Linked DNA regions of Homo sapiens: region 2 is linked to region 1. Evidence: chromatin contacts called from ENCODE Hi-C data. All regions are on one chromosome and are shown on one strand. The core of a region is the stretch at or near the end of the contact, and the rest is flanking DNA. Distances in the headings are between cores, read along the strand shown. Region 1 holds the start of LINC02437 (long intergenic non-protein coding RNA 2437). Region 2 holds the start of LINC02436 (long intergenic non-protein coding RNA 2436).

Region 1 (5,497 bases), core at 1,001-3,500:
TTCGCATTTTTGTCATTATGGTATAGGCATATTACATTTGAGGCACTCATCCTACAGTCTTTTGTAGTAATACCTTCAGTCATCGCCACCTTGAAAGGTTTTATCTGTTCACATTGAATCTTTCTCCAAACTGTCGCCAAGCCTGTCTATCCCTAAGCTTTCTGTTAGAGTTCAAAATGTGAGCACTTCTTAAAATCTAAGCGTTTATAAAAACACTTAATAGTCTGGGTGTGGTGGCTTACACCTGTAACCCCAGCACTTTGGGAGGCTGAGGTGGGCAAGATCACTTGAGGTCAGGAGTTGGATACCAGCCTGGCCAACATGGTGAAACCTGTCTCTACGGAAAAATACAAAAATTAGCCAGGCACACAGGTGATGTGTGCCTGTGGTACCAGCTACTCAGGAGGCTGAGGTGGGAGAGTCACTTGAACCTGGGAGGCAGAGGTTGCTGTGAGCCAAGATTGTGCCAGAGTGAGACCCTGTCTCAAAAAGAAAAACAAAACCCAAAAACACTTAATAAATATAGTAGTTGATGACTTTAACAATGCCGTGTGCTGCTTTCAATGGTTTCAACAGCCTGAGTCTATTTTATAGTTTTAGTTATAATTTAGTAATTTAGTTCTAATTTAGAGGTGATGGCTTTGCACCAGCCTCTGTGTAGCCTGCCCATTGAACGTCAGTTTCCTGTGTTTCACATTTCAGATTCTGTGAGTCCTCTTTTGCATAAAACATAAGCAAAATATTCATCTGATAGAATAGTTTAACAAATCTGTGGATTGGGGGAAATAAAAAGGCAATTGATTAAGTTGCAAGTATGTCATTGGAAGAAAGAAATGCAACTTGTCATTTATGACATCATTATCACTTCCATATAGCCTGCCCTGACACTGCATAATCTAACCCCTAACACTTCACTGTCAAATCTGAGGCGCAGGTAGTGATTTTGAGAGGTGACAGCGTGCTGGCAGTCCTCACAGCCCTCGCTCGCTCTCGGCGCCTCCTCTGCCTGGGCTCCCACTTTGGTGGCACTTGAGGAGCCCTTCAGCCCACCACTGCACCGTGGGAGCCCCCTTCTGGGCTGGCCAAGGCGGGAGCCCGCTCCCTCAGCTTGCAGGGAGGTGTGGAGGGAGAGGCGCGAGCGGGAACCGGGGCTGCGTGCGGCGCTTGCGGGCCAGCTGGAGTTCCGGGTGGGCGTGGGCTTGGCGGGCCCCGCACTCGGAGCAGCCGGCCGGCCCTGCTGGCCCCGGGCAATAAGGGACTTAGCACCCGGGCCAAGGGCTGCGGAGGGTGTACTGGGTCCCCCAGCAGTGCCGGCCCACCGGCGCTGCGCTTGATTTCTCGCCGGGCCTTAGCTGCCTTCCCGGGGGGGCAGGGCTCAGGACCCGCAGCCCGCCATGCCTGAGCCTTCCACCCCCTCCACGGGCTCTTGTGCGGCCCGAGCCTCTCTGATGAGCGCCGCCCCCTGCTCCACGGTGCCCAGTCCCATCAACCACCCAAGGGCTGAGGAATGCGAGCGCACAGCACGGGACTGGCAGGCAGCTCCACCTGCAGCCCTGGTGCAGGATCCACTAGGTGAAGCCAGCTGGGCTCCTGAGTCTGGTGGGGCCTTGGAGAGCCTTTATGTCTAGCTCAGGGATTGTAAATACACCAATCAGCACTCTGTATCTAGCTCAAGGTTTGTAAACACACCAATCAGCACCCTGTGTTTAGCTCAAGGTTTGTGAGTGCACCAATCGACACTCTGTATCTAACTAATCTGATGGGGACTTGGAGAACCTTTGTGTCTAGCTCAGGGATTGTAAACGCACCAATCAGCGCCCTGACAAAACAGACCACTCGGCTTTACCAATCAGCAGGACGTGGGTGGGGCCAGATAAGAGAATAAAAGCAGGCTGCCCGAGCCAGCATTGGTAACCCGCTGGGGTCCCCTTCCACACTGTGGAAGCTTTGTTCTTTCCCTCTTTGCAATAAATTTTGTTACTGCTCACTCTTTGGCTCCACACTGCTTTTATGAGCTGTAACACTCACTGCGAAGGTCTGCAGCTTCACTCCTGAAGCCAGTGAGACCACGAGCCCACCGGGAGGAACGAACAACTCCAGGCGCTCTGCCTTGAGAGCTGTAACACTCACCGTGAAGGTCTGCAGCTGCATTCCTGAGCGAGTGAGACCACGAACTCAGCAGAAGGAAGAAACTCCAAACATACCTGAACATCAGAAGGAACAAACTCCAGACGCGCCACCTTAGGAGCTGTAACACTCACCGCGAGGGTCCGCGGCTTCATTCTTGAAGTCAGTGAGACCAAGAACCCACCAATTCTGGACACAATTACATGTGAAAGTGTTAAAGCACCTCTCAAGTCAGAATGAATTCCTTACAGGCCAAGGCAGCTGAAGATGATGTCTCTGGCTTCGTTGCTCTTTTGTTGGTTGAAGACAGGGTATGGGTGACATTTGATTCAGATTGGGTCAGAATTCGGCGCTGTGATGTCGTGCGCAGCTCCGGTCTCCTGTGACTTCCCAACGCAGGGGCTGGAGAGGAGGGCATAGCCTCCAAGCAGCCCTCAGCAAACCAAAGACCCAAGGCAGCCAGACAGGCAAACAATGCTAATTAAAGTGGTTTCCAAGCGTTCCAGAGTATGTGGGAGAAACTATACCCTTGGAAATGTTGAAATGTTTTCTAAGCAAGCACATCCAGTTCCCGGGCAGCTCCAACTTGCTTGGCTCTCATTTGCCCGACGGCTCAGCTGCAATGCTGCCTAGGAAAACAATCATTGAAAGTCACACAGGTAAGGCGTGGTGTCACAAATCAGTCACTCCCTGCTGCTTGCCACAGGGACAAACTGATGACGTTGCAGGAGACACAGATGTCTTTACCTCTGAGTGGGAGACTGATGTGGCCCCACTCTCTCCATAGGAAGCTGTGACCGAGGACAATGCTCGGAGCAAACCTCTGGGTGGTTCCCAGAATGTGGGGTGACCCAGCTGCATACATGAGCCTGTCACACCACCCCGGGCTCCCTGTCACCAGCACTCATCTGGGCGGCACAACCTTCTCAGAGTGGACTGGGAATGTTCTCATCATACTGCATGTATTCATTTTCTATTGCTTCTGTAGCAAATTACACAAACTTGGTAGCTTCAAATGACACAAATTTATTCAGAAGTCCAAAATCGGTTTCATGGAGCTAAAGTAGAAGTGTTGGCAGGACTGGCCTCCTCTGAAGCCTCCAGGGCAGAATCGCTTTGCCCTTTCAGCTTCTAGCAGTCACCCTGATTCCTGCACTTGTGGCCCCTTCTTCTGCCTTCAAACTGTCCCTCCAGTCTCTGCTACCATCATCACAGTCCCTACTCCTGTTCTGTGATCAGATCTCCCCCACCTCCCCACAAGGACTTTTGTGATGACACTGGGCCCACCTGGATAATCAGGAGCATCTCTGCATCTCAAAACCCTCAACTTCATCACATCTGCGAAGTCTCTTTTGCCATATAAGGTGACATGTACAGGTTCTGGGGATGAGGACATGCGTATCTTTAGGGGCTGTACTCAGCCTTCCACACTGGGCCAGGGTGTGCACTCACCATTGATGAAAGCTCAGTTTATCACCCACCATTCCCGGAAACAGGTAAAGCCAGGGGAGGGCTGGGGGAGATCCTCCTTCACCAGAGCTTGCAGGGACCATACAACCATCTTGAGTGGGAATAGGTCTTTCAGTGCTGTTGCTGCTACTCCTGCAAAACACAAACACATGCACACACGCACGCACACTCACATGCACACTCACACAGGCATGCACACACTCACGGGCACACACGTGCACACTCCACACACTCAAATGCACACACGCATACTCACACTATCACACATGCACACTCACGCTCACACACATGCACACACTCACGGGCACACTCACACACGTGCACACTCCACACATGCACACACTCACGCACACTCACACTATCACACACGCACACTCACGCTCACACACTCACATGCACACTCATGCACACTCACATCCACAATCACACACATGCACACTCACACTCACATGCACACTCACACATCCACACTCACACGCACACTCACACTCACACACACTCACATGCACACTTTCTTATCACTAGTAAGCCATCTCGCTGGTTACATTTCATGCCAGTTTATTTTCTCCAGTGAAAACCCCAGACTCTGTCACTAGAGCTGGTCTGATTTGAAGGCCTTCACCAACCTCAGTGCCATGTAGAAGGGAGAGCACTGGGAATCACACCAGGCAGTGGATTGCGGCCCTGGTTCTGCCATTCATTGTTTAACCTTGGCTAAGCCACTTCATTTCTCCAGGTTCAGCTTTTATGCCCCAATCTGAGTTTGTCTAGAGCTGGATTTCCATAGAATGTGGTGTATAGCATAACAGCTGCTCCTTGTAAAGAAAGGGTATCTTGACCGAATACACTGGGAAACTGTTTCAGCGTGCATATACCTCCATCCCTCTTGGAGAGTCATAATGTACATAAACTTGGCAAAGTCTCTGAGAAGTCCTGCATAAATGCAGTTGGGTAACTCTTTAACCTAGTATTTTGTAAACCATTTAAAAATCACAGAACACCCTCGCTTGTTTTTTTCTTTTTAAATACTGAAGAGCGGACTTTGAGAAATGCTCATCATGGTAGTCTCTAAGGAAATCAGGATTCCTGCTCCATTACCTTGAGGGTGACTTTTGAAATTGAGATGTTTTGCCAACAAGCTGCCCCCTGAGAAAGGTGGAAAATGTCTCATGTTGCCTTACCTGGCCTCTTGGAGGCCTTGTTCATCTTCATCATTAATCTTAAGGGGTGCCAGGCCTGCAAGCTAGAATCCATGAGCCAGCCCTGATAGTGAGATGCCCACCTTATAGAGGCCCTTCTTCCTGCCATCCTCCCTTTAAAACTCATTTTCATTCCCCAAGGATTTCTTCATTGTCTTCTAGGAGCTTAGGCCTGGGGATGGGGACAACAGAGAGACCTTGAGAAACTTAACATTTCTGTTGAGCAAATGACCATCTCCGCACAAGCCAGAGAAAGGAAAAGGAACAGCCAGGCACTGAGCCTTGGCCAGGAGAGGGCTGTGCTTCCTTCATTTTAATTGAGCCTTGTGAACATCTTCTGAGGTAGATGTTACTCTTCCCTTGAGAAGGCAGAAGCCCAAGGCCGAGAGAAGTTAAGTCACTTGTCCAAGGCCACATGCTTAAGTTGTGGCAGAATCAGGATTCAGCGTTGCTCAGATGAGGTGTAAGAAGGCGTGGCACATACAGGTAGACAGGGCCAGACCTGGGGGAAGAAGGAAGGTGCACACCAGGCTGGAGGAATCCGGGACTGTGGGGAGAGCCGTGGCTGGGAGGCAACATAACATCCAAGTTCAAGTCCTGGGTCTGTGCCGTTAGCCTTTTTGGTTTTCTCAAGTGAGGACACTGGAAACGATGCTCTTTTAGCTGTGAAGTTAATGAATCCACTTCTAGTTAGGGGGTGA
Region 2 (5,497 bases), core at 826-3,325, 63 kb before region 1:
GTTTTTCGTCACTAGCCTCCTGAAGCAGCCCTTCGTTCGCCCAAGCGCAAAAATATCTCATTAGGGGCTGCCATGTTTTTGTAGCCTCTTTATCCGGCGCACTTGAGTGTGCCTGTGTCAGGTCTCCCGGGTCCTGGAGGAGCTGGGCCACCTCCCCTTTAACCCTGCTGGGCTGCCCCTCAGTGACAGCACCAGGCCCGGCACCTGCCCATCCGTACTGAGTGCCCGAGGCTGTTTTTTCCTGGTCTTCTGAAAAGATGCTGGTCTTCACGGGGGCTGGAGAGGAGTGGAGGAGGGTTGCTTTTTTCTTCCTTTTAAAAGCTGGCTGGGGTCGGGCGCGCAGGCTCATGCCTGTCACCCCAGCACTTTGGGAGGCCGAGGAGGGCGGATCACGAGGTCGAGAGATCGAGACCATTCTCGCCAACACAGTGAAACCTCGTCTCTACGAAAAATACAAAAAATTAGCTGGGCGTGGTGGCGGGTGCCTGTAGTCCCAGCTACTCGGGAGGCTGAGGCAGGAGAATGGCGTGAACCCGGGAGGCGGAGCTTGCAGTGAGCCGAGATCGCGCCCCCGCACTCCAGCCTGGGCGACAGAGCGAGACTCCGTCTCAAAAAAAAAAAAAAAAAAAAAAAAACTGGCTGGGAGGTTGCTGCCTGTCCCTCATTTTCAGGCTGCACACTCACTTGATGCTATAGATCCAGGGATGGGAACACTGTCTAATTCTCCAGTCTCTGTGCTCCCCAGGTCGGGGCAGGGCCTCACCTTATACCATGGAGGCCGCCTCACAACGCATGGGCACTGCTCACTCACTGCTCATGCTCTTCCGTACCAGAAGGTCAGCTTTTCCTTGAATGGAAAAAGAAGTGACACTTTGTGCTGGCTTAATAAATAGACTTAATTAATGGGAACCCAAGTCCTCACTTCTGTTTTTAATTGAAAAATTCACAAAGACTGTTTGAATCAACTGTTCAGTATCCTTCAACAGTTCTGATAGAATGTTCCATTTCTGACTGCCAAGTCTTTTGGAATTTCAAGAAGATTTTGTTTGTAATTTTTTTCCTTTCTTCTTCTGGACCATCAAATAAAACCCTGCTATATTACATGGAGTCTTACAGTTGTTACTTTCTAGCAGCAGTGAATCTCTTGAGTACCCAAGGAAGATGTTAATGAAAATTGTACCACAGGAAAGTTTGAAAAAGTGGGCTCCACTACCCACATGGAAATCTACTACACAATTTAATTTTAAAATCTCATTGTAGACTTCCTTTTATGTGATGAAATTTAAAAAATGGATTTTTATATATTTTGGTGTATTTCAGCAATTTTCCCGAAGGACAAATTACCTAGGCCGAATTGCCAAAGCCCTCCAAGAATTTGGTGCCATCACCTGAATTTGAAAAAGGTGACTAGTCTTGACCTCAGTCAAGATACTCTTGTTAACAAGCACCTCAGCTCAGGAAGCTCTGGAAGAGCACGCTTTGTGTGATGCACAGGGAGGTGAGCTCTGAACACAGTGATATTTCCCGAGTCAAGGACGTTCCAGCTCAAACAAGCCCTTCAGGCACCAGAAGGCATGGATTTACACTCATCATCTCTAAACCATTAAAAAAAATGTTCAGGCTGGGCCCAGTGGCTGACACCTGTAATCCCCGCACTTTGGGAGGCTGGGGTGGGCGGATCACCTGAGGTCAGGAGTTCAAGATCAGCCTGGCCAACATGGTGAAACCCCGTCTCTACTAAAAATACAAAAATTAGCTGGGCTTGGTTGCACGCACCTGTAATCCCAGCTACTCGAGAGCTGAGACAGGAGAATTGCTTCAACCCGGGAGGCAGAGGTTGCAGTGACCTGAGATTGCGCCACTGCACTCCAGCCTGGCGACAGAGCAGGACTCTGTCAACAACAACAACAACAACAACAAACAAACAAACACAAAAAACTTTCAACCTTCAAAAGATTAATCATCTCGGGATAGTAAAGGGAAAAAGAAAATGTCGCTTCAAGCACTTTCCTTACCATTTTGTGTCCAATGCTTACTATTCTCCCACAGTTATGCTGGGTGCTCTTTGAGGCTCTGGAACTCAGGACAATCAACATTCTATGTTACTAAGGAAGGAAGAGGGGTTGTTGAAATGATTCTACCTTTCTTTTCAGGAAAGGGTTACCCAGTCTTTGTGATGGGAAATCTCTATTGGATGTTCTTGAGCCTTGCAAAGAGAAATTTCGTGAAAAAGCAGAAGCCTCTGCATTCTGAGAGAGCCCGCAGTGTTGGCAGCAGCCCCCTCCCCCAAATTCTGGCCATAAATTGCCCCCAAAACTGGCCATAAACAAAATCTCTGTAGCACTGTAACATGTTCATAATGGCCTTAACGCCCAAACTGGAAGGTTGTGGGTTTACGGGAATGAGGGCAAGGAACACCTGGCATTCGTAAGCCACAAACAATAGCATGAGTGATCTGTGCCTTAAGGACCTGCTCCTGCTGCAGATAACTAGCCCAACCTATTCCTTTAATTTGGTCCATCCCTTTGTTTCCCATAAGGGATACTTTTAGTTAATTTAATATCTATAGAAAGAATGCTAATGACTGTCTTGCTGTTAATAAATACGTGGGTAAATCTCTGTTCGGGGCTCTCAGCTCTGAAGCCTGTGAGACCTCTGATTTCCCACTTCACACCTCTATATTTATGTGTGTGTGTCTTTAATTCCTCTAGTGCCGCTGGGTTAGGGCCTCCCTGACCGAGCTGGTCTCAGCAAGTGGTGTCCATCCATTGGGGGCTCGAATCCAGGTTGAAGGGTTGCCAGAGCGACGGTTAGAAAGGAAAAGTAGCTGGAGGACACCCGAGTACTCTTAAAGCAATCCCCATGGTGAATAAGAAGGGGGGCTCGGAAGTGTCAGGGTAACAATGGGACAGGTATGGGGTCTGGTTCGTTCCACCTTGGAACTTTTTCACACTGAGGACGAGGAGGAACCAGAATATAGCGAAGTAACAGAAGAGGTTACAGAGCGTGTTTATTTACCAGCTAAAGCTAAAGCAGCAAAGGAAGGAAAGGTTCATCCCTACCCTTCTGCACCCCCTCCTCATTATTTTGAAGAAAAAGACCCTCCAGATCTTTCTTTTCCAGAGGACGCTGGGCAAAAAGTAGTTGCCCCAGTGACAGTTTGAGCAGTGCCTCGAGCGACCGCTCTTAGTTCTATTCAGGCAGGAATTCAGCAAGCCAGACAAGAGGGTGATTTAGAGGCTTGGCAGTTCCCTGTTAGAATACACCCCCCAGATCAACAGGGAAATATTATAGCTACTTTTGAGCCTTTTCCTTTTAAATTACTCAAAGAATTTAAACAAGCTATAAATCAGTATGGACCAGGTTCTCCTTTTGTAATGGGACTGTTAAAGAATGTTGCTGTTTCCAGTCGAATGATTCCTACTGACTGGGACGCTCTTACTCGAGCTTGTCTAACTCCTGCTCAGTTCTTACAGTTTAAAACTCGGTGGGCAGATGAAGCTTCCATTCAGGCTGCTCGCAATGCCCAGGCCCAACCTCAAATTAATATAACTGCACACCAACTTTTGGGGGTTGGCGGCTGGGCTGGTTTACATGCACAACTGGTCATGGGGGATGATGCCATAGAACAGCTTAGAGGAGTGTGCATTAGAGCTTGGGAAAAAATCACTTCAAGTGGAGAACAATACCCTTCCTTTAGTGCTATAAAACAGCGACCCAAAGAACCATACGTTGATTTTATAGCTCGGTTACAGAAGTCTCTTAAAAAGATGATTGCAGATTCGGCTGCTCAGGATATAGTGTTGCAGTTATTAGCTTTCGACAATGCTAATCCCGATTGCCAGGCTGCTCTGCGACCTATCAGGGGGAAAGTGCATTTAATTGATTATATCAATGCCTGTGATGGCATCGGAGGTAATCTGCATAAAGCTACTCTGCTAGCACAGGCAATGGCAGGACTGAGAGTAGATAAAGGAAATGCTCCATTTCCTGGAGCTTGTTTTAACTGTGGGAAGCATGGTCATACTAAAAAAGAATGTAGAAAAAATCAGTGAGTCAGGCCACCAGATAGGGGAAAAAAGAAAACTGTTGAGCCTGAAATATGTCCAAAATGTAAAAAAAGGAAAACATTGGGCTAATCAGTGTCACTCTAAGTTTGATAAAGAAGGGAACCCTATTTCGGGAAACGCCATGAGGGGCCCGTCCCGGGCCCCGTTCTAAACCGGGCATTTCCAGCTCAGGCCATTCCCTCACCCCCGTACAATGTCTGTCCCCCGCCACAGCCAGTAGTGCTTCAGTAGATTTATGCTGCACAAAAGCTGTGAGCCTTCTGCCTGGGGAACCCCCGCAAAAGGTCCCAACAGGAGTCTGCGAACCCTTGCCAGTGGGGACGATAGAATTACTTTTAGGAAGGTCTAGTATAGGTTTAAAAGGGGTACAAATACATACAGGAGTCATTGATTCAGATTCCAATGGGGAAATTCAAATTGTTGTATCTACTTCTGTTCCCTGGAAAGCAGAGCCAGGAGGGCGTATAGCACAGCTCCTGATTGTGCCGTATGTGGGAATGAGAAAAAGTGAAATTAAACGAACAGGAGGATTTGGAAGCACAAATAAACAAGGCAAAGCAGCTTATTGGGTAAATCAAATTACTGATAAACGTGCTACCTGTGAAATAACTATTCAGGGAAAGAAATTTAAAGGTTTGGTAGATACAGGAGCAGACATTTCAATCATTTCTCTACAGCACTGGCCATCTGCGTGGCCAATTCAACCCGCTCAATTTAATGTGGCTGGAGTTGGTAAAGCCGCTGAAGTATATCAAAGTAGTTATATCTTGCATTGTGAAGGGCCTGATGGACAACCTGGGACTATTCAACCAATTATAACTTCTGTACCTAAAAATTTATGGGGAAGAGATTTATTACAACAATGGGGAGCACAAGTTCTAATTCCAGAACAATTATATAGCCCTCATAATCAACATACGATGCATGAAATGGGGTATGTCCCTGGTATAGGACTAGAAAAAAATTTGCAAGTTTTCAAAAAACCACTTTAAACAGAAAGACAAAGTTCCCACCAAAGATTAGAAAATAATTTTTGATGGCGGCCATTGTTAAGCCTCCAGAACCTATACCTTGAAAATTGTTAACAGATAAGCCAATTTGGATAGAATAATGGCCACTAAGGAAAGATAAACTGGAGGCTTTAGAGAAATTAGTTACTGAACAATAAGAAAATGGGCACATAGCTCCAACATTTTCCCCTTGGAATTCTCCAGTTTCAATAATTAAGAAAAAATCAGGTAAACGGAGAATGTTAATTGACTTAAGAGCCATCAATTCAGTTATCCAACCTATGGGAGCATTAGAGCCAGGATTGCCTTCTCCTGCTATAATTCCAAAAAATTGGACTTCAATAGTCATAGATTTAAAAGACTGTTTCTTTACTATCCTCTTAGCTGAGCAAGACTGTGAACTGTTTGCATTTACAA

Evidence for each region. Hi-C counts contacts between places; a loop is a spot of excess contacts on that map.
Region 2: a loop to region 1 is called in a map of GM12878, with 3 times the contacts of the local background. The contact joins the promoter of LINC02436 here to the promoter of LINC02437 in region 1. A Hi-C loop is called at or near these places in 1 of 168 maps with a recorded cell type or tissue (GM12878).

Annotation. Positions count from the first base shown.
Region 1 is chr4:184,986,100-184,991,596 of GRCh38, reverse strand. It overlaps LINC02437 (long intergenic non-protein coding RNA 2437), which reads right to left and starts at 2,250. Exons shown (of 2, transcript XR_001741949.1): 1 at 2,131-2,250.
Region 2 is chr4:185,048,455-185,053,951 of GRCh38, reverse strand. LINC02436 (long intergenic non-protein coding RNA 2436) reads right to left here and starts at 2,075. Exons shown (of 6, transcript NR_174108.1): 1 at 2,016-2,075; 2 at 764-847.